Linked DNA regions of Mus musculus: region 2 is linked to region 1. The links are chromatin loops, found by intact Hi-C in ENCODE. Cell type or tissue: heart. All regions are shown on one strand. Each heading gives the region's core, and the rest is flanking DNA. Links, peaks and the distances in the headings are about the cores only.

Region 1 (11,475 bases), core at 3,476-11,475:
TGAAGACTCAGAAGCAGCCACTGTCTTGACCTTAGTTCCTTTTTGCTGTCTCACTGGTGTCCCGGGAGCCATCTTAGATCTGACACCATGTACAGCAGATCAGGACTCTGTGGCACAGTGCTCTCCACCCCACATATTCCTTCACAAGGTTGTCTTCCACATGCCTCACACTCTCAATCTTAACATCCCAAAGCTGTTCAGGCTGTAGTCAGAGCAAGTTTTTCTTAGTTCACTCTATTGATAAATCTTTATTTCTGATGTCATTTCCTCCCACTTCTTCCCTTTTTTTTGTTTTCCTTTGTTAACAGAAAGGGGAATCATTTCTCTTCGTGAGGTTTTTTTTATCCTCATCCACAAACTGACAACTCCATCAAGTTAATATGTTGTCTCATATACCTCCAGTATAAAATATGAAATTAACTTAAAAGATTTCTTTTCCTTCCTGTATGAATTTATCCTGAGAACCTGGAATGCTGAAGTCTGGCAGATGCCACTATTAGCTAAGTCCTGTAAGGTACACAAGCATTTCTAGCTAACATGATGAAAATAAGGCAGTGTGAGGAGCCAGCCAGAGCTAAGAAGCGAACCTAATCATGGGCTGACATTCCTATGTACTGTCCCCTGTCTTTAGCATGTTCATCCATACTGGACTTGGAATGCAGTGTTCTATTGCACCAGGCTTCAGGGTGCTTTGCAACTCAGCAACAAGCAAACACGGGACTGAGGAAGCTAAGCATGGTAGTTCTTTAGCACATATTTTCAAACACTGTTTTTTAAGTGTCTGTTAATGAGGGGGAAACAAAAACTGAGAACTTAGGTCCAGCAGTACATACTAAGTTCATTTTTTTTTAGCTTCATAAATAAAACGTAATAGTACAAAAATACTAATGAGATTATTCTCAGATTGTTTGGGGGGTTTCGGAATCGGGCACATTATTTTATATTTACAGCTCATGCACAGTTCAAAGCCAATCGGTCACAATGCATGAGCTTAACAACAGTAAACAGCACTCGTTCAGGATTCTACACACGACTTCCGGGTATCCGAAGCTTGTTCGAGTTTCAGGAAGTGACGTCTGCCGTGAGACATGCCGGGAGTCGTAGTTAGCGTCCACCGTCCAGTTGCACCCGATGGGAGTTGTAGGCCATCCGTGAAGCATGCCGGGAGTTGTAGGCCATCCGTGAAGCATGCCGGGAGTTGTAGGCCATCCGTGAAGCATGCCGGGAGTTGTAGGCCATCCGTGAAGCATGCCGGGAGTTGTAGGCCATCCGTGAGGCATGCCGGGAGTTGTAGTCCGCGCGCGCTCTGGGGCTACTGGGCGCTTCATGGCAGTCGGCTCTGTGCTCGCCTACTCTTCCGCTCGGCCCTAGAAAGTTTCGTTTCTGCCCAGCGGAGGACCCACGAGCGTGTAAGTGCCGCAGGCGCCCGGACAGGCATCGGGGACACTGGGGCCTTTCTGGACGTCGGCGCGGAAGCTTCGTGGGGGCGTGGGTCGTCCCCTCCCACACAGGGCGCCTCGGGAGAACCCTCTCTCCAGAGAGGTTAGCTCCAATACGCAGGCTGTCTGCGGGGTCGTAGAAAGACCCTCAACACTGTTCCAAGATCGGAGCCGGCAGAAGGGGGCCGCCCTGTGAGGCGGAGCTTCGGCAGCTCTCCCCGAACCCCTGGCACAGCAGCCAAACCCCGAAGTTCTCGCGGGCACTGGGACTTGATCCCCAGAAAGCCAAACCCTCCTCTCTGCAGGACTCCTGACGCCCCTTCGGTCCAGGAGACACAGTTTGTTCCTTTTGTATCTTCGCTGACCTGACCCGCTGCCCTTATGCTCAGATAGTTCAAGGGGGCTCTGCGGTCAAGTTTCTGGAAACACCTGTAGGACGACTGAATGTATCTGGTGTGGTAGCTTGTCCTGTTGGCACCCAGGCTTGGGCTGCGGATGGGGGGCAGGGCGGAGCGACATCCTATTTGCATAAAAGAAGAGAACATGTAGTTGACACTTAAGCCAAGTCAAGTAGCTTCCTATTAATGCTATGATTCTCTGTGTCACTCTGCAAAGTTCCCACGGCTGGGCTGTCTCCTGCAGAAAAAACAGCACTTGTTTCTTTCTGTCCCTATGATTGTTTGACTTAACACAGGTGGTTTCCTTTCCAGACAGAAATGGGGCAGAGGCTCAGGACTTAATCTACTTACAGCCTCTCTCAGCAATGGTGGTCTGAAGCAGGTTAATTCCTCTGCCATCTGCTTGCTGCTGTTGCTGGGTTGGGGGAAGGGAGCTGTGGGTTTCTACTTTTAGTTTTGCAACCTCCTGGCTGCCCCGACACTCTCGGTCTATGACAACCAGTTCTGCTGTGTTGAAATGCAGAATACTGATTATGGGCCAGGATTGTTATCCTGGAAATCAGCCCAGGGCTGACTGTCAGCCTCCTTTACCTAAAAGGATCTGAAAAAAACAAAAACAAAAACAAAAAAAACTATAGCTTTAGGAGACAGAATTTATCTGTTTGTTTAATGTTCATATTTGTGTATCACTTCTTGAAAATTGTTTATTTTATTAAGAAAATAGATAACGTATACAGAGTCCTGCAGTACCGTGTGTGTGTGTGTGTGTGTGTGTGTGTGTGTGTGTTCTTAATATTTTACTTTATTTTTGTAATTGGTTTAGAACTTGGAAATGGTCTCAGGTTCCTTTGCCCCTTAGCCAGCATGGCTAAGTGCCAAGTGTTTAGCCCAGTCCTTTGAAGTGAGATAAAAGACACCACTTGTAATAGCAAAATCATCAATAACAAACATCTGGTGGTCTTGTTTTATGTTAGTCCTTGAGGCTGGAGGCCTGCTGCCTCCAGAACACAGAGTACTCAAGAAGTGTCAGTCCTTAGTCCTAGCTTCCCTTTGCAGGGAATGGTTAGCTGACAGGTCACCTCTGATTTCTGGAGATTCCAAAAACAAGATAAAACTCAAGACTGGTGTAGCAGTGTGAGCTAGAGGAAGTGTGTTGACTACCTATGATCTCATGCCAGGAACCACTGGGAACCCAAGAGTTAGAGGCCACATTCACTACAAGCATCTCCCAGGCAGCAGAAAGGGTTATAACTAAGGTTTTTAACCTTAGAGGTACCTGTAAGCAGAGGCCAGTTGTTTGTGACCATGTTGACATCTGAGTGACTTTGTGTTCCTGCTTCTCTCTAACAGCATTTGAACCTTAATTTGAAGTTATTGTGGGGTAGAAACTGGGGTGTTTCTGTGAGCTTAGACATGGAAAAACACTGCTTTCTAGTTACTTTTTGATGTATCACTAAAATTAACTGAAGTGTCTGTACCATCCTAGGAGCATAGCTCTGACCATGCACAGTTGGGCAAGAGGAATATTATCATCCACTTTCTGACATTGGAGCCATTTAACTAGCCTAGTTATAGTGGCCACCAACGGTCCTTGTTGTTCATAAGACTCTGGCATTTGAACAGCAATAAAGGCCCATTTTCCTTTGGTCCAGGTTTCAGTGTCAAGAAGAGGATATTTGCACATTATGGTTTAGTAGAAAGGTGTAGGAGAATCTGTGGTTTTTGAAGACTATGCTGTGGCCTGGTAATTGGTTACAGTACTTATGGAGTAGGCTAGTGTTTGGTTTTAGTATCTGTGGGCTGACCTAGCCAACCAGTAGCCTGAGGTACTGCACCTTTGGCCTGAGGTAGGACATCATATTTGTGATTTCTTAGCATCCAAAAAACTTGGACCAAAAGAACCATCCAAGCAAACTTTTCATATACTTAGAGCTAGGCCAAGAATGAGTTCCTAGAGAGATTCAGTGTAAGTCTGGACAGTTGAACCAGAGAGGGTCAAGTGAAATGAAGCTATAATGAATTTGCTGAAGCTATGATTTTCCCTCCCTCCTTTTTCCAATCACAATTCTTAAACTTTGTGTGAAGGAAGATAAAGGTTCACCTCCCCCACACTGCACCTGAAAAACAAGATGGAAAGTGGTCAGTAACTTAACATGAGCTAAATGTACATCTAGTCATACCATGATCCTCATCACATTATTTCTTGAATAATAATGTACATATAAAGCAGTCTTAAAGCCTGAACAGGGTACAAATTGACAAAAGTCACCTAATAAGGAAGAGTGTCTTGTCCATTCCTCCTAGCTCAAGCTTCAGTCACCCTGGATCTTGGCCTTATTCTATTTCTATCATGCTTCTTCCTAGGGGCACCAGAACCCAGACTCCAGATACCACCCCACCCAGTTTGCCTGGTTGATATTGTCAGATCCACACATCTGGGAATGGAAACTGACTGGGGAAATGTGTTGCCTGTTAGACCACCACAAGAAAATGCCACAAATTAAGCTTAAGCAACAGAAACATATTTTCCATAATTCTAAGATTTTCCATAACTCCTAGATAAAGGTTTGGCTGGTCCTGAGGCCTCTGTTCACTTGCATCTGTATGCTTTCTCACTATATTCACTTATCCATACTGTTTTGTGTCTTTATAGTTCCCCTTACAGAAACAGATCAGATTAGATGAGGACCTATCATCAAAATTTCATTTAATCTCAGATATCTTTCTACTAAAGACCCTGTCTTTAAATACAATCATGTTTTGAGATATGGCGGTTAAGGCTTCAACCTAAGACCAGGAGGTAGACATAACACTGCCCCTAACAAAAAGGTTTGGTTACTGAAAGCTAGTGGCAGGTGTATTGATTATTATTCTGGATCAAACGAAGATTTATGAGCAAGACTTCCCTAGAGAAAAAACTGATACTTCTTTCTGCCCAAAATAAGACCAGAAAGACTAGAAGAACAAATTAGTCAGGGGAAGGTTTGGGGAGCATGACAGAATTTGGTCTTGATAAAGGGCACAAAACATTGAAGCCTGGAACCAGAGCCTTGGCTATTCCAGGGTAGTCCATACCAACACAACTAAGAAAGGATTAATGACAGTTCTGTCACCCCAGAAAATGGGACCTTATATAACAGACTAAGATGTGAACAACAGGTCTTATAGAAATCTCCTGAACACTAAGAACACTGCAGATCTGTTCATACAGTCTAGGGTAGAGGACATATTCCTCATTCATTGCTGAATTATGTTATTCCACTTACTCTTGGAATTGTACCTCTGCAAGAGTCTCACAATAAGGGCAATATAATCTTCACAGTTACATTTTTTTAATGCACATAGTTTGTGCTCAATGAAGAAACATTTTTAAATTGAAGAAATAGAACTTTTCCCAATGTTATATTTTATTTTTGAGATTATAATATAATTACAACATTTCTCCCTTCCCTTTCCTCCCTCCAAACCTTCTATACTCCTCTTTGCTGTCTTTCAAATTCATGGCCACTTTTTTCACTAAGTGTTGTTACATCGTATATAAGTTCCTAAATATAGCCTGCTCAGTAGGAATAATTGTTACTCATGAATGTTTTCAGGGCTGACCATTTGATATTGAATGACCAATTGGTGTGCTCTTCCCTGGGGAAGACTTTTTTTTTTTCCATTCTCAGCATTCTCTATTTGCTTGTAGTTCTTTGTGTAAAGTTAAGGATTCATGGACTTTACCATGTCCACTTTGACATGTTTTTTGTTGTTGTCCTTGTTCAGCCCACAGTTAGGCAGACATGTTGGTAAGGCTATTGTAGCTTCTACATCACTAGGAGACAGTCTCACAGCAAACTCCTGGTTCCCCTGTCTCTTATAATCTTTCCAACCTCTCTTCTGCAATGTACTCTGAGCCTTACATTCAGGAGTTGTTTTGTAAGTGAATCCACTGGGACTGAGCTCCACAAGTTTACCTTTTTATTAGTTGGGGTTTTCTGTAGTGGTATCCATCTGTTATAAAAAAAAAGTTTCCTTTATGAGGGATGAAGACTACTCATATCTCTAAGTATAAGAACAAATATTTAGATTGCTGAAAGTTTACCCATGTTTCCACTATTTGAAAGATTTTTATTATTTACCTTTTTGGCATACTTTAATTCCTCAAGGTTTTGTTTGGTTTGTGTACTGAGGATCTATATTCTGTCCCATTCTTTTGGCAAGTAACTTACTGAGGATTCTTCATATACCTGAACTGTACTAGGTGCTGGAGAAATATGAACAGTAATGGAGTTATAGAACAAGTAGAAAAAACAGTGATTAAAGTACCATAATATAAAATGCCCAAGAGCCATAGGAGGTATGAGACTCTGTAACGAAAGCTTATAATTATAAGTACTGGACAGTTGGTGTTTTATCCGGCCTCAAATGATTTTTCTCATTTACAACTTTATTGGAGACATGTCTGTTTTTCCCATGGTGTTAAGCTCCTTAAATGCCAGAACTCCTCACCACCAGCATTGTTCAGAGCTGTGACACTCTCAATCTTGAATGAGATCTTCTTCCTTAATAATGGTGCCAAAAATACATCTTGTCTGGCTATCAGCTTGTTAGCACCAGAGATTATCTGAGCTTTCTCAAGGCCATGCATCGTGACTGGTTGAATATGTCTGTGATGTATTCTCCTTTATTGCCAAGTACCCAGGAGTTGTTATCTATAACCCTGCCTGGGCCACTTATACTCTATCTGGATACCAAATGTTTTTCTCTTACTCTCCTTGGTAGAGAGCTTCTTAGATAGGGCTACTATTGCTATGAGAAATACCTCTTGATGAAGCCTTTTGAGGAAAGGGTTTTGTAGGCTTATTCTTTCACATCATAGTCCATTACTGAAGGAAGTTATGATAGAAATTCAAATAGCTCCTGCTAGAGGCAGGAGCTGATGCATAGGCCATAGAGGAATACTGCTTGTTGGCTTGCTTGCTCTTCATGGCTTGCTCAGCCTGTTTTCTTACAGAACCCAGGACTCCAGCCCGTAAGTGGCCCCATTCATTATGGCTGGGGCACTCCCACATTAATCACTAATTAAAGAAATGCCCTACATACTTGCCTACAGCCTCATCTTTATGGAGGCATTTTCTCAGTTGAGGTTCCCTTCTCTCAGCTTGTGTCAAATTGATATAAAACTGGCCAGCACAATTGACCCCTTATCAACTTGACACACAACACATCAGTGTTAACTGCAACCTTTCCTTTCATTCCCTTGTTCAGCTGCAATATTACAGGTCAATATCAACATCACAATATAAAACATTTTGCAAACTTAAATAGTCTAACCGTCTTACAAATTCTAATACTTTAAAAGTTCAGTCTCTTTTTTAAAAAAACTGAAGTCTCTCAACTGCGGGCTCCTGTAAAGTGAAAAATAGGTTAAATACGTTCTTTAAGAGAGACGAGCCAGGGCACTGTCAAAATCTGATCTGAAGAAGCAAAAGCAAATTCCAATTCTATACATAACTCAGTGTCCAAGATCTAGAACCCACTCACCATCTTCTGGGCTCCTCCAAAAGGCCCCACAATGGGCTGGGCCATGTCATATAAGTTACTAATTAAGAAAATGCAATAGGCTTGCCTACAGCCTAATCTATGGAAACATTTTTTTCAATTGAGAACCCTCCTCTCAGATGACTCTAGCTTGTGTCAAATTGACATAAACTAGTGAGTACAGTAACTCAGCTTTAGTAAAGCTAGACTATGCCTTGTGAACCCCTCTACCTGGAGAAACACTGGGATGAGAAACAGACTTCTCATAAACTGCTCCTGTGTCTAGTCTATTATCCTTGATGAGTGGCATCAGTACTTGTTAGGGGCCTTTATCGGGAGTAGTTAGTAAGACTGTGATCTGTCTGAGTGCCTGGCTCTTTCTTCCTGGGCCTGAGAGGCTCTCTGTGTTTTCACTGAGTCACGGCTGTGCTGGCTTGTGTGTTAAAAATAGACCCTAGGCATCTGCTTAGTGACAAGCCTTTGCTGACCTGACCAGTCACTCTACTGCTTAGAAATATTTGGCGTCACTTATGGCTTAGTTGCTGTTTCCTTTCCAGGGCTTCCTTGCCCCACCTCCTGAAACCTGAAGGGGGCCATAGCACTGAGTGAGAGAGAGCTGGCACATGTTAGACAGATTCAAGGTGACATGTTACTGTGAACTGCTGAAATTCAAGGTAGGAGCCAGGAGAAGTGTTGTCATTTTCTGTAGTGGTGACTGTGCTGTCTTAAGGGCACAGCAGGATTTACTGAGAAAACCCCAGGTTTGAAATCACATAGAAGAGTAAGCCACTTCTAGTCATTGACACTGGGCCTTAGGTTACAGAGCATCAGCTTTTCTTTTGTAAACAGGAAAGGTGTTTACCCTACCATGATGATTGTGAGAAGTGCTTTGTGTAAATATGTACCAGCTCTCGGGAATATGGCTGCTACTGTCCTTACAGCAGACATTGTGCCTTTGCACAGAATACCTAAAGGGCAAATTAAAGCTTCCTAAAGGCCTTGATGTCCAAATGCATGGTCAGAACTCTCTTCCAGGTAGGTGCTCACATCTCTTTTTGTTCGTCTTCAAACATATTGTGACCTTAAACGACATTAACAACTGCCCAAGTCGTACTAGCTGTAGACTCTCCAACTGGGGAAAACTATGACTGAGCTTAAAATAGTACCTTGTCTCTGGTCTGATGGGAGGGCTATGTAAGCCCATGTCAGGGAACATTTTCATTCTCAGGCTTAGCTGAACACAAGGTAGAAGAGGCTCAAGTCTGATAATGGAAGAGCCACCTTTTACTAGGCATACCAGACTGTTCCTGTTAGAAGCCCTAGGGTATGTATCCCCTGCTTCTTGGACCCCTAAACCCTGCCTGCTAGAAGTTTTCTGACTATTCCTTTGAAAGAAGTATAAGAAAAATGGCTCTGAGCAGATCTGGCTCCACAGGGTTTAGAGGTGTCAGAGTCTGAGATAAGCGGGTCTGACCTCTGTGGGAAAACGTGAAGGAGCCAATGGAGACTTTTCTGAGGATTAAATATGAGGCAGTTTTGTCCCAAGAGACAGGAAGAGTAGCTTGGGAAAAAAACAGCTTTGCTTTTGAGTTGATCTTGCTTCTTTTCACATTTACTTTAGTTAGGGTTTCTGTTACTGTGATAAAGAATGTGACCAAAAGCAACATGGGGAGGAAAGAGTTTATTTTATCTTAAAATTCTCCAGTCATACTTTGTCACTGAGGAAAGCCAGGCAGGAACCTGGAGGCAAGAGCAGGAACAAAAGCCGTGGAACAGTGCTGCTGACTGACTTGCTCCTTGTGACTTGCTCGGCCTGCTCTCTTCTACCATTCAGAAACACCTGCACAGGTAGCACTAACCACAGTGGGAGGAGCCTCCCTGTATCAATAGCTCATCTAAAAACTGCCCCGGAGACTTGTCCACAGGCCAGTCTAAAGGACATTTTCTCACCTGTGGTTCCTTCTTCAGTAATTCTAGCCTGTGTCAAGTTGACCAAAAACAAACAAAAAAAAAATTAAAAAAAAAAAGACAAAACACACACAGAACAGTCTAGAATCAAGTCATGATGTCAGAATATAAGTATATCAGAAGCAAACCTGCTAACAAGATTCACACAGAAAGATCAAGCCATCTCCTTAAGGAAAGATACCTGATGAGTCCTTATACCCAGAGTGAAGGTCCTCTACACTCTATAAACTGTGGCCTATTCCCTGTACAGGTGCTACCATGGAGTCTGACCATTGCTGACCAGCAGCCACACAGCACTGAAGTGATAGCCTGCTTGGACCTACACATCTAAGAAAGAGGAAAGCCATGGCTTCTAGCAGCACTGAGACTCAGCTCCAGAGGATCATCCGTGATCTACAAGGTCTGGTTGAGTGGCTAGTTGTAAGGAACTTGGGCTTGTGCCTTGCCTGTTGATAGTCAGAATTCAGCCCTCTCCTTGTTCACGCACAGAGTAATTCGAGCCCTCAGGGACACATCATATTGAAATATTTGGTTTTCAGATATCCAGTCTCTGTGCACATGGGAAGGCTTACCTCACACACCTCTCAGAACAATATAGGTAGTTTGTGAATAAAATCAAATACCATTAAGAGGGCTGGTTTCAGTTGGTATTTGTGCTTTAAGTTGCCTCGGTGCCTTTTATGGAATCACCCCTTGCCAGGCTTTGGTGAGCTTGGGTTTTGTTTTGTTTTTTTTTTGTTTGTTTGTTTTTTTTAAGATTTATGTATTTATTTTACGTATATGAGTATACACTGTCGCTGTACAGATAGTTGTGAGCCTTCATCTGGTTGTTGTGAATTGAATTTAGGACCTCTGCTCCCTCCAGTCAACCCCGCTCACTCAGTCCCTGCTCACTCCGGCCCAAAGATTTATTTATTATTATAAATAAGTACACTATAGCTGTCTTCAGACGCACCAGAAGAGGACATCAGATCTCATTACGGGTGGTTGTGAGCCACCATGTGGTTGTTGGGATTTGAACTCAGGACCTTTGGAAGAACAGTCAGTGCTCTTACTCGCTGAGCCATCTCACCAGCCCCTGAGCTTGGGTTTTAAGGAGAGAAACATTCTCCTCTTTTTAAACAGGAAGGTGAAAAACTTGGAGGTTTCATGTTGCACCAGCCCCCAGCCACTGATGGCCATTTCCCCATGCATTTTAGTCCTAGTTCTGCTTACCTCCTGGCTTCCTGGGGGAGCCACTTGGATTTTTGTAACCATTGGAGACGGGTAAGGGTGGGGAAATAGTCAAAACTACAGCTAGACCTTGACAGAATAACAACATTTCTGTGGACTGTGAGAGTCCGAGTTTTACTCTTCTAAACGACTTCCCAAGGACCTGATTTTAGTACATCTCACAACCCTACTACTGCCAGACTTGATTTTATAAGCCTCTGGAGCTCCAGCACATTTGCCATAGATCTGTGCCCGCAGCTGTCTCAGTGACACTTCCCTGACAGCCTAAAATCTGGGTTCCTGACTGCTAGGGCTGAACAAACACTAGAAATCTTGCAATAAAGGCTGTTGGTCCAGGATAGCCTCAGTGCAGTCCACAGTCCAAATCTTAGATCCAAAGCCAACAAGATCCAACCCGCTTCCTCAGATTTGCTCTTTGCAGTGCTTTGGGGCCTCTGATGGCTGAAGCATGATAAGTGCCCATTATCTCAAAGGCAGACCAAAGGTGTTCCAGAGCTAGATTTTGTTTGATTTTATAATATTTTTAGATATTTTGCAATTTTGTAATATTTTCCTGGTTGAACATCCCTAATTTAAAACTCTGAAATCTGAAATGCACAAAAATCCAAAACTTTTGAGTTGTATTTTGTTTCATGTGCATATGACATTGCCGTGCATACAGGTTATTGATAGTAACCTATGGAATCTTCTTGTTTGGTCCTATGAGGTAGGTGCTGTTACTGTCATTTTCCAGTGAAGGAAATAGGCACAGTAGTGTATCTGACTTACCTATTATCATAGAACCACTGTGGAACAAAGCTTGGAGTTAGACAGCACCAGTCTTAGCTCACAACCACATTAGACTTTCAGCTAAAACATTTAGTGTTTTTTGTTTTGTTTTAAATTATACAGATATACAGAGAAAAATAAAT
Region 2 (11,475 bases), core at 1,270-9,269, 120 kb after region 1:
CACTCCAAGGAAACAGGCTGGTGGTGTGAGGTGTGCTATCCGGAGGCACAGAGCACACAGATCTCTCATCCTCCTACTTTTGTTATCAGCCTGAAATTGCTCTAGAAAATAAATTAAAAAAAAAAAAGATCTTTCAAACTGTGTAGTGTCCAGGCCTATAGCTCCAGCTACTAAAAAGCTAAAGTGAGAAGATACTTTAAGCCTTAAAGTTTGAGACCCACCTGGAAAATATAATAAGGTAGTAAGCATGGCAAACTTAAGTTCCTAATGATGTCTCTGGCAGTGCTTGATGGTGTGGTTTTATTTTTAACTTTAAATATTTAAAAGTAAAGTTTGGCCCATCCTGCAGTTTTGTTGACATGACTGATTTCTAGGTTGGTGTAATTGCTCACGAAGTTAGGTAGTTAGGTATGCAATCTAATTTTTAACTTATGAACTCTCACTTCCTAAGGAAGGTATAGAACACTCATCAGTTTTTATACTACCCAGGCATGTTTCAGTGATTCCTCGATGAAGCCAATCTGACTCGCAGTAGGAGAATTTCTATAAATTGACAAGACTTTAGACATACTAGAGGTGACAGTACTTTTTTTGTTATTCTGGTTAAGAGGAATAGACTGGGATAGCTCTCCCAATGTATCCGGGTAGTGATGGGTTTGGGTTAGTTCAGGAGCAGGATTCCAAGATGTGCTGGAAACAAAATGAGAGCAAAACCTCACAGATGAGTGGACATAACACACGGTGGATGCAGAGGCAGTGGCTGGTGATGGAGCAAGAGTGTCACCCTGGCAGGTTGTGAGCTGTCCTGAGAAGTATTGACTTTGAGTCATTTTGAGACGACTAGGAACTCTTGCCACTTCTGGCAAACACAATCTGAGTATGGATGTGGGAAGCATGCGGCTGGGGTGCAGCTTTTATGTCCATTTTCAAAAAATGAACACTGGGAATAAACCAAATTATCACAAACACAGTTCAGGGTTAGAAGAATCCAATTTTTAAGGGACAATGGCTGAGGAGCCTGCACCGTCAGACAGAAGGACTGGGAAGGAGTTAGGGGGACCTGCCTCGGGGATTAAAGTGCTAAAAACAGCCCAAGTCTTAGGAGAAAGACACCTTGGCCATGCAAGCACTTAAAACGATGACAAGTTTGACAAAGGTGGTTCAGCAATGACTCTCCACTTATTTTATTTTTGTGTCATTAGATTGTAATAGTGAGAGCTCTACTGCTTTAGTCCCCTTTGTACAATTGGTGTGCAGAATTTACAAAACTGCCTTTCTGGTTTACTTGTTCTTGCATTTATAAAACTGAGATTTTAGTGTGACCACTCTTCTCTAATTATTTTTCTTCATATTACATAGCTTGTATATATTTCTAGTCCAGTACATAGTCGTCCTCATTCTTGTGAAGAAAATTACCCTGTATCACTATAATGTAATTTATCATTGCACCCTAAGGGGGGTGGAGAAGAACTATCTCAAGATAGTTTACTATACCAAGAGAGCTGCAATGACATTTGTGTACACATCTTTGTGCTTTTGTTTTTCTTAAATAAGTTCTCCGATGAGAAGGCAACTTAATGGGTGGAAGGGTGTGTGTGTTTCAGTTTTGACAGCAATTTCTAAATTATCTTCCCAAAAAAGGTCATTTCATTTCATCATCTTATCAGGGTTTTTAACGTACACTTGTCCTCAAGTAAGTTCCCGTACTAGGTGTTGAAAAGCTCTAAGTATTTACTCACTTATAATACAATTTGTTTTAAGCAGCAGTTCAAAGCTACCAAGGGAGCTTAGCTTTCTAGAAAAGGAGAAGAACAATTATGCTGGAATTAACAAGGACAATGAATGTTTGGGGACCAGGAAAAAAATTTAGAAGACATGCTATAAAGTCCAGAAGAAATTGGAAAACAAATGTCAAACTGGTTTTATGAAGCCAAGCCAAACAAACAAGTGTGCTTGAGAGGACTTAAGGTTGGATCCCATCGCCTTAACATTACAGCAGGATCGTTCAGTAAGAAACTGAAACAGTTAGTGGTTGAATGATCACATGAAAGTCTTGACCTGAGCCAAGTGAAGGAAGTGAAGGAGGACAGAGCCTCAGAAGAAAATTAAGGGGTCAAAGATCATAGCGATGTCAGTGTCCAGTAATAAACAAATCAGATCAATAAAACACTCTTGATTGTAAATACTTATATAAATCTGCCCAAATTTTCATTTAACATGGGAAATAGAGATATCTGGGTATATTTGAGATGATAGGGTATGCTTTTCTAGAGATAGGGTTTGCTCAGGATAAAAAAAAAAAAACAAAAAACAAAAACAGCTCATAGACATAGGTTTTTTTTTTTTTGTTGTTTTTTTTTTTTTGGTTTTTCGAGACAAGGTTTCTCCGTGTAGCCCTGGCTGTCGTGGAACTCACTCTGTAGACCAGGCTGGCCTCGAACTCAGAAATCCACCTGCCTCTGCCTCCCGAGTGCTGGGATTAAAGGCATGTGCCACCATGCCCAGCTTAGACATAGTTTTTAGGAATATCAGGAACTCACAAATGTTTATTGAAATGTGCCTGCTTCTCTTCTGCCTAATTCGCCAAGCATATCCCAAGTTAACCATTAAATAAAGACTTTTTCCTTCAACCAATTTAATTACAGTAGTGGGGAAGATATTTCTGCATCAGCTAGCTGAGAACAGGACTTCTTTTTTTACCTCTATCATGGTTTAGCCCCCTCTACCCGTTTCTCAGAGAAAACTTCCATTTATAAACCCAGTTGGTACAGGGCTATTCAGATCACACAACTTTGCCTTTTGTAGGTAAAACTGCCTTAGCAAACAGAAGTGTTCTGTTCCATTTTCTAAGACAAAATGCAACTGGTTTGTCACTAATCTAGGCAAATAGGGAAGACCACAGCCCTGAAAAGGCCCATATTTCTGAATGAGGGCAATTCATTCAAAATTTGTTATCTTCCATTATTATTCCTGAAACCATTAAGAGACATAAATGTACATTCTTGGTTCTGATGGATATCTAATTCCTAATTTGGGACAACCCTCTCATACATAGCCGTCAGTCTCCCACACTTTTCTACACTTTTGAGGCCTCATCAAAATCCCACTGCCTTCTGGAATACATCTCTAAAATTCTCCTCTCTTGGATTATAAAAATGACCATCCATGCTCTCTCCTAAATGTGTCTTATGACTTGCTGTCTGCTTTAAGATTGGCTTGATTAAAGGGCCAGTCCATCTCTCTTGTTTCCCTCCCCACAGTGTCTTTCATGTATCTCGTTCTGTGTGAACAATTGTTGAGCACAAGGCAGGTTAACAAAATGAGTATATGTACATGAGTATATGAGTATATGTATATGAAGTGTAAAGTAAGGATTTGCTGGAGACTGTCTCTGCAAGCAACTTTTCTTTTACTTCCTAAGAAAGTGTCCTCACAACTAATTTTTGATAATTTTCTTAAGATAAGCTTTGTTTTTGATAATTTTATTATTCATTTCCTTTTAGGGGTGTTGTCAACAAATAGAGATTTATCAGTGAAACTAATCTATGATTTGTTCTAAGTCTTGCCACGATCCACACTATCTTAAAGGTGGTTGTATTTTATGGTGAACCACTTCCTTACCTGATCTTCAATGCATGCAATACATACTTCATAAGTCTAATTTGTCAGCACTTTTCCATGCTGCCTGACCCTAGCAAAATTTGCAACTTACTGAAAATAGTCTCTGCCATCCTGGAGATCAACGAAGCCCCATGGCTCCTCAGTGAGCCCTTCTGTCCTAGAACCTTTTGACCAAAAGTAACTTGGGAAGAAAGGGTTGTTTCAGCTTGCACTTCTGGGTAACAGTTCAGTCAGAGCAGAACTCAGGCAGGAACTATAGAGGAAAGCTGCTTACTGACTCACTCTGGCCTTCCCTCATGCTTAGCCTGCTTTCTTACACAATCCAGGACCTCCTGCCCAGTAGTGGCATCACCACAATGAGATAGATCCTCCTGCACCAATCAAAAAATTAAGACAACTCCCACAGGCATAGCCACAGGCTGATGTGATCTGGGAAATCCCTCAAGGGAGACTTCCTCTTCCCTGTAACTGTTGGTTGTGAAAATTTTATAGCAAAAACTAACCAGGACATCATTCATCCTGGCCCTTTCCTTCTTAAAAGTCTTACCTAATTCCTCAACTAACAAGGCTATCTGGAGAAGTCAGACAGATTTTGGGGGAGAATTAATAAAGCTATACTGTAAAGACTCTGCTGTAAGATGATTCCCCAAAGTGGTTTTCTTCTAACACTACTCAATCTACTTCCAGCTCAACTTCAAAAGCTTTCCTCCTTCTATTTTTTTTTTTCATGTTAACTTGAGGGGGCAAGATGGTTTGGTTGTTGTTGTGGTGGTGGTTATTTGTTTTTGCTTTGTCATTTTCTCAATTTTTAATTTAAATTTTTGTGTGTTTTAATTCCATACACAAAGACTGTATTTGCATTATTTCCACCATTTCTTCTCCCTCCTCCAACTCTTTCCATGTCCCAACTCCCTTCAAAATCATGATCTCTTCTTTAATTATTATTACAAATACATATATACAAATATATAAATACAGTCTGATGAATAACCATCAGAGGGCTTGTTTCTGGAGACAACTGATTCTCCTTCTCTTAGCAGCCGGTAAGTGCCTGTAGTGCTTACTTCAAAAATCCCCAACCCACAAAGGACTTCACAGATGAAATATTTGCACTGTGCACACTCTCTCTCCTATGTGCAGATTCCTGCATTGATAACACAGCATAACAGGAGTTTGCCTGTGAGGGAACACTCATCTCCTCAGCAATACAGACCTATGGGGGAAAAACTTGTTTAATTACTTGAAAACACAATGCATAGCAAAGCTATTTTCTCCATGTGCAAGTCCCAGTGTCTACTGCGTATGAAGTAATTACATTTGAGGATATACTACTAAGATGGAGTGTGTCTAGTCCACTGTAGATACTAAATAATGGTGACTTTTGTTATGAGATCAAACAACACTGACCAGAAATGTGAGACATAGCATGATAAAAATGGAAATTTAACTGGGCTTGGACGGGTTCATTTTGAGCAATTGAATCTATCCTAATGGGCTTTGTAAGGATACAGATTATGTTTCCACGCCACTGAAGGGGGGGAAAGAAAAGATGAAGAGCCTGGACAAAGGTGAAGTTGGGCACAGCCAAGCTAGTTGTTAACATTCCTTCTAGGTATCACACAACCATTACCTGGCAACAAACCAGGTTGGCCTAGCTTCCTAAAAAAGGGGCTGTTTGGCCCCTCCCTTCTCTTTAACTCTCTTACTCTCCTACCCACTCTCTGCCCCTTCTCTCTCTGCCCCAACTCTTCCTCTCCCCCCTCTGCCTTTCTCTGTCTCTATTCCCTACTCAACTCCCCTTCCCATGCCCTAAGGTACGCCTCCCATCCCATCATACCCCCATCTATTAAGCATATACTGGCTCTCTTTTTATAAAACATAACACTAGTACCTCCAGACTACCCTCCAATGCCTTGGAGTGCCTCAGCTTACATTCATAAGAACACTGCTGCTGGTCTTAATTCTTCCATGGGCAGATAAATTATCTCTGGATCATCTAAGTAAAGGACTCCTGTGTAATAGTACCAAGCCTCAAGCAAGGCAGCAAACTATCCCTTCTCCTGCTTTTCAATAGTCCTGAGATACCCATGAAGTCCTTGTTGAAATTGGAGTAGAGGAGTTGGGGCGGGGGTGGCAGTGATCAAAACACACAACATACATAGGAGTCTCAGGTAATAGAGTATCATCCTATAAATTTGGGATTGTACAAGTATATCAGGAACACCAGCAAAGTTATCGAACAGCAAACTGAAGAAGAGGTGCAACACCTTCACCTGGACCCCATAAAGAGAAGGATACCCGACAGCGCAGTGGTGACAGCCTCATTGATCTGACATCTGAGCACCTAGTCTGTCTGTCCACTTGCCCATTCACCCATCACGACCTGGTACTTCACTTTACTCTCATGGCCATCATTGTCCTACATCTCACCTCAGCTGCTCAACCCTGAAGATCCTTTCAGCCTGATTCTGTGGTTTGACTCTGCAGTAGATCTGCAATCAATCTGATCTGATCTCACCTTCTCACCCCACTGCCATCCTTGCCAAAATTCTCTTTGCATTCACATTAGCTTCTTGCCTCTTCCTTTCAGTTAGGTCTCCTAGAATTTTGCTATAGCTTCTTTATTTATCTCTTGTAGCTTTTCTGTAACATATACATACATATATATTCATCTATATACTATAGATAGATTTAATGAATGATGTATAATGTATAGCCTAAAAATATTAGTAAAGATTAGAAAAAAGGAAGAGTATTTGGCAAATTTCAGTCAATAAAACTGAAGCTGCTTGTGAATCTATCATTCATAAAAAATTGAAATATTGTGAAAAGATGCATATGTGCCTGTTTCTGACACAGCTTGCTCATGACACTCTCCTAAACAGAAGGCAGAACTTTACCTCTGTGGTGGTGGGTAAGCAGGTAAATATGGACAAGAAAATTCTGTTATCTGTACTAGGATAAGACTTAAAACCCATGGCAGTGATCATGTGGTTATATTCCAGATCTGCCTTCCCCGACTAATCACGGCATGTGGCTTTTCTGAACACATTTTCTCTTCTCTTATCCATTTAACTTATTTCTGCTTTATTTTGTTTTGTTTTGTTCTGACCATTTAACTAATGGATATGTTTTCATTATTGGACCTTTTCCTAAAGATATAGTGTCTTTATAAATTAGCTTTATTCTAAAGGACTTATCTGTTAGCACTTTGTTCTAACAACAAAAGTTTAAGTTCACTTAAGAAATTTGAAAGTCGTGTCTGCAGGTGTGTGCATGCTCATGTATGTGTATACGTGGAAGGGGAGCACAGGTGTGATGTAGTGTTCATGTAGAAACCAGAAGACAATAGTTCTGAACTGGCTCTCTTCTACCATGTGGATCCAGAAAATTGAAGAAGGTAATCAGGTTTGTCAGGAAGTGCCTTCACCTGCTGAACCATCTGGCCAGCCATCAAGTTGATTTTTAAGTAATTAAGCTTAGCCCCTGTGACAATTATGACACTTTCTACCTAATTAATATCATTTAGATAGAATAAAACAGAAAAAAATGAAAGAAGATTCTTGAAATCAGAATTTATTTAATATCCACTGTATTACAACACCTGGCAATAGTCTTTTTTGTCTTGAAAACAGATTTATAGTTTTAAGACTCAAACTTCAAAGCCTCCATCTACCTCTCCAAGCTGTAGATTCTTAGTCTCTTCCTTTATAAGTAGTTCTGGAACCATATCTCTAAAATTCTTCTGCATCTAAAAGCACCCGATTGTGATTCACTTTAAACTTTACTTTGTATTGGCTGTGAAAGACAATCTCAAAATGCACCATCAAAATTAACTTTTGATAACTCAGAGCTAATGTTGAATGTTTGTTCCCTCCTGCTTTAAAGTCTCCCAGGCTCAGAAGGCTGGCAGCTCTGCATGATGTTGGTTTACTCAGTGCCTCCTCGTAAGATACTGCACTGGCCTAGAGTGGTTGTATGTTCACCAATATTTGTGATAACCTCTTCCTATACTTGTCTTTCATAGGACAGTGTCTTTTTTTTTAAAACAGGGCTTCATTATGAAGCCCTGGGTGGCCTTGAACTCACAGAGGTCCTTCTGCCCCTGCTTTACAAGTGCTGGGGTTAAAGGCAAGGCGACCATAGAGGTAGTCATCACTTTGGAACAACGGTTAAACTTGAAGATTTTTTTTTTCATTTTTATTAGGTATTTAGCTCATTTACATTTCCAATGCTATACCAAAAGTCTCCCATACCCACCCACCCCCACCCCTACCCACCCACTCCCCCTTTTTGGCCCTGGCGTTCCCCTGTACTGGGGCATATAAAGTTTGCAAGTCCAATGGGCCTCTCTTTGCAGTGATGGCCGACTAGGCCATCTTCTGCTACATATGCAGCTAGAGACAAGAGCTCCGGGGTACTGGTTAGTTCATATTGTTGTTCCACCTATAGGGTTGCAGTTCCCTTTAGTTCCTTGGGTGCTTTCTCTAGTTCCTCCATTGGGGGCCCTGTGGTCCATTCAATAGCTGACTGTGAGCATCCACTTCTGTGTTTGCTATGCCCGACCTAAAGCTGTACTACAGAGCAATTGTGATAAAAACTGCATGGTACTGGTATAGCGACAGACAAGTAGACCAATGGAACAGAATTGAAGACCCAGAGATGAACCCACACACCTATGGTCACTTGATCTTTGACAAGGGAGCTAAAACCATCCAGTGGAAAAAAGACAGCATTTTTCAACAAATGGTGCTGGCACAACTGGCTGTTATCATGTAGAAGATTGCGAATTGATCCATTCCTATCTCCTTGTACTAAGGTCAAATCTAAGTGGATCAAGGAACTTCACATAAAACCAGAGACAGTGAAACTTATAGAGGAGAAAGTAGGGAAAAGCCTCGAAGATATGGGTACAGGGGAAAAATTCCTGAATAGAACAGCAGTGGCTTGCGCTGTAAGATCGAGAATCAATAAATAGGACCTCATAAAATTGCAAAGCTTCTGCAAGGCAAAAGACACCGTCAATAAGACAAAAAGATCACCAACAGATTTGGAAAGGATCTTTACCTATCCCAAAACTTGAAGATTCTAATGACTCAAGTTAGACTTCATAAGTGAAAACTTCCGCCAGGGAGATCAGGACGTTATTCCACAACCTTCTCCTGGCGAATCTAGTGTTTGTCTCTCTAATTCACTACTCTATATAAACCTATGTTTTTGCACATTTTTTTTCCAAAAAGGTAAAGTTATTCTCTTCTGCCAGCGTTATAAAACAATGCAGATGGAGGAAGGGCGTGCACCAGGGCCAGCATGAGCTTGATAGCCGGATGCAGTCACGCTGAAGCCCTGTTCACTCAGCCTGTTCTTCTCAGAGGTCTGGAACCACCAGCTCTGGATCCCGGTGCCAAAGCCCAACTTCTGTCCTGATTGTAGGCAAACACGCTGGCACCTAAGGCGCTGCTCAGCTCCCCCCCCCCACCCCCGACCGGAAATTTCTCTGTTGCCATTGGCAACGGCAGGCACCGCCCCAGGTTAGCGTGGCAAGAAAAGGTGGGACTTCCGGATCTCAAAGCCAATGTACCCGCGGAAATTAGCCAGTTACGCAACATCATCCGTCACGTGACACTGAGAGCCAATGATAGCGTGCAAGCGAGGGCCCACGTGTCTCCGTTCCCATTGGCAACGCGCGGCTTCTAAACAACCTCCGTTCCTCAGGCCCCGGTGCCGGCCTCCCTGTTTCCTGTCGGATCCGCCGCCACCATGGTGAGTGTCCTGGTCGGGAGAGGCCCAGCCGGGGTGCGGAGGGCGAGCGAGCGAGCGAGCGAGCGGGGCCTCGCCGGGGAGGGAGTCACGTCGGCCGAGCCGCGGGGACAGCTTCTTGCTGAAGCCTTCCTCCGGCCTTGTCGCCTCGTCCTTGGCTGTGGTCTGGGAAGCCCTGGCCGACACAGCCGCACACATTTGCCAGGGTGAAGAATGACGGGCTGGTTCCAACTTTCTGTGTGAACTTGGTTGAATCTAATTTTCTGAAGCACCTGATTTTACAACTGACTAATTATCGGTGCTGTTTTCTTTGTTTGGACGTCTGACGACCATTTGGGTATTAGAGTTCGGGCTTACTTTGAGACAGATAAAACTGAAGCGAAAACGCCAGTCCATCCAACCTTTCATCGTACAATTAATTTAAATAGCTGGGCATAGAGAAGTTATTGAAAGTGAAGCTCAAGTGGGTTGCTGACATATCCCAGCAATCAATTCCTAGTAAGTGTCACTTTGTATACATCTAAACAAAACAGACCATTTCTTAAACCATCCTGAGCTAGGAACTGGTCCTGCTTCTGATGTCAAAAACGAAAAAAAAAAAAAAATTACGCTAGTGGCTTCACAAAAAAGTTAGTACTTGTTTGTGTTCTTACTCTTTTATGTCATTGTGATAACACTTGGAAACCGGGTGTAGATGATTTGTCAAACAATGCACATAAAATAAACACTTTAAGCAATAAGCTCACTCTTTTTTAAAAAAAATTATCCTTTAAAGATTTTATACATTCATACAATGTATTTTAAATCCCCTAGCATCTTCCAGAATTATTGTTTACTTCCTGTCCTGTTTTTTTTAAGCCTACCTAGTCCAATTTATGCTGCACATATACTCATGTGTGTGGGACCATCACCTTCCTTGGGCCACACTCTTAAAAGAAACTGTCTCTCTGCCCTTCATAAATCTTCAGCCGTCAGTAACTGCTCAGCTAGAAGTGCGATCTCATAAACCCCTCCCCGTCTCTGTGCTGGATTGTTGATTGGCACCTTTGTGCAGGTGACCACAGTTGTGAGTTTCTAGGCCAGCAGTTCTGTCATGTCTAGAAGACAGTTTTTGTTGTTGCTGTTTCAAGACAGGGTTTCTCTGTTTAGTCCTGTCTATATTGGAATCCTCTCTGTAGTCCAGCCTGACCTTGAACTCAGATTCACTTGCCTTTGCCTATCTATGCCTCTGCCTCCTGAGTGTATATCTTAGTTGTGGCTAAGCCTATTTATTCTCTGTACCTAAAAGCTGTGAGCTGTGTGGTAGCCACCATCCATTGCACAGAGAAACTTCTCTAACCAGGTCTGAGAGCTGTACTAACTGTGTAGCTTCCCTATTTTAAAACAGCATCTGCCTTATTAAAAAGACTACTGTTTGTTTTCAAGCCAGATAATACTTTTTAAGGTTGTATTTGGTAAGGTTAAGTTTCTGTAGAGATCTGAAAATTAGTGTATTAAGGAATGTAGGCATTTGTTTCCTCTCACACAGCAGCCATTTTATTTAGATTAGTGAGTAGGTTAGTGCTGCTCCCCGAGGTGAGGATAGAGGTCTCATTCATCTTTCTGTTCTTTCAGCCCTGGGGCATAAAAATGTCACGGCTCATCCTAGTTACCTACTCTGTCTACTTTCAGAGACATTAGAGATGACAGGGGTATAAGGTATACCCCATATCTTAAGTCTGAAAAATACCCCACACCTCTTTGTATTTCTTCTTTTCCTGAGAAGTAGTCATGTGATTGTGACCTGAATGTATTTGAGTTGGTAGGAGGACAAAAAGGCAACCTGATATACATCAGTTGCTACAACACCATATATTCATCATCAACATCGTTGTTGGTTATTGTTATTGTTTGAGACTTCGTCTCTGGGTAGCCCTGGCTGTTCTGAAGTTCACTATGTAGATCAGGCTGGTTTCAAAGGCACAGAGATCTGCTTGCCTCTGGCTCCCAAGTGCTGAGATTAAAAGCAGGTACCAGTACACTGGGCCAAACAAAATACCTTGTTTATTTTCATTGTCAGTTCTTCTGTCATAGCCTCTGGACTAACCAGTTCTC

Evidence for each region. A loop is a pair of places that touch in the nucleus more often than their neighbours do. Peaks named below come from ENCODE experiments on the same cell type or tissue, not always from the same donor. Only the 100,000 strongest peaks of a DNase experiment are listed, where the experiment ranks them.
Region 2: a loop joins it to region 1, with 2.9 times the contacts of the local background. A loop is called at or near these places in 4 of 42 quality-filtered maps.

Annotation. Positions count from the first base shown.
Region 1 is chr9:123,841,715-123,853,189 of GRCm38, reverse strand. Fyco1 (FYVE and coiled-coil domain containing 1) reads left to right here and starts at 1,291. Exons shown (of 18, transcript NM_001110253.2): 1 at 1,291-1,409; 2 at 9,582-9,731. The coding sequence starts at 9,677. Gm51700 (a long non-coding RNA gene) reads right to left here and starts at 7,080. Exons shown (of 2, transcript XR_003948283.1): 1 at 2,189-7,080; 2 at 1,227-1,959. It overlaps Xcr1 (chemokine (C motif) receptor 1), which reads left to right. Exons shown (of 2, transcript NM_011798.4): 2 at 1-875. In heart, for the core only: a CTCF peak has its summit at 7,944; a DNase peak (open chromatin) is centred at 7,889; H3K4me3 peaks cover 839 bases; H3K27ac peaks cover 2,992 bases.
Region 2 is chr9:123,715,435-123,726,909 of GRCm38, reverse strand. It overlaps Lztfl1 (leucine zipper transcription factor-like 1), which reads left to right and starts at 9,285. Exons shown (of 10, transcript NM_033322.3): 1 at 9,285-9,384. The coding sequence starts at 9,382. In heart, for the core only: no CTCF peak of the experiment used is centred there; a DNase peak (open chromatin) is centred at 9,269; H3K4me3 peaks cover 611 bases; H3K27ac peaks cover 584 bases; H3K27me3 peaks cover 400 bases.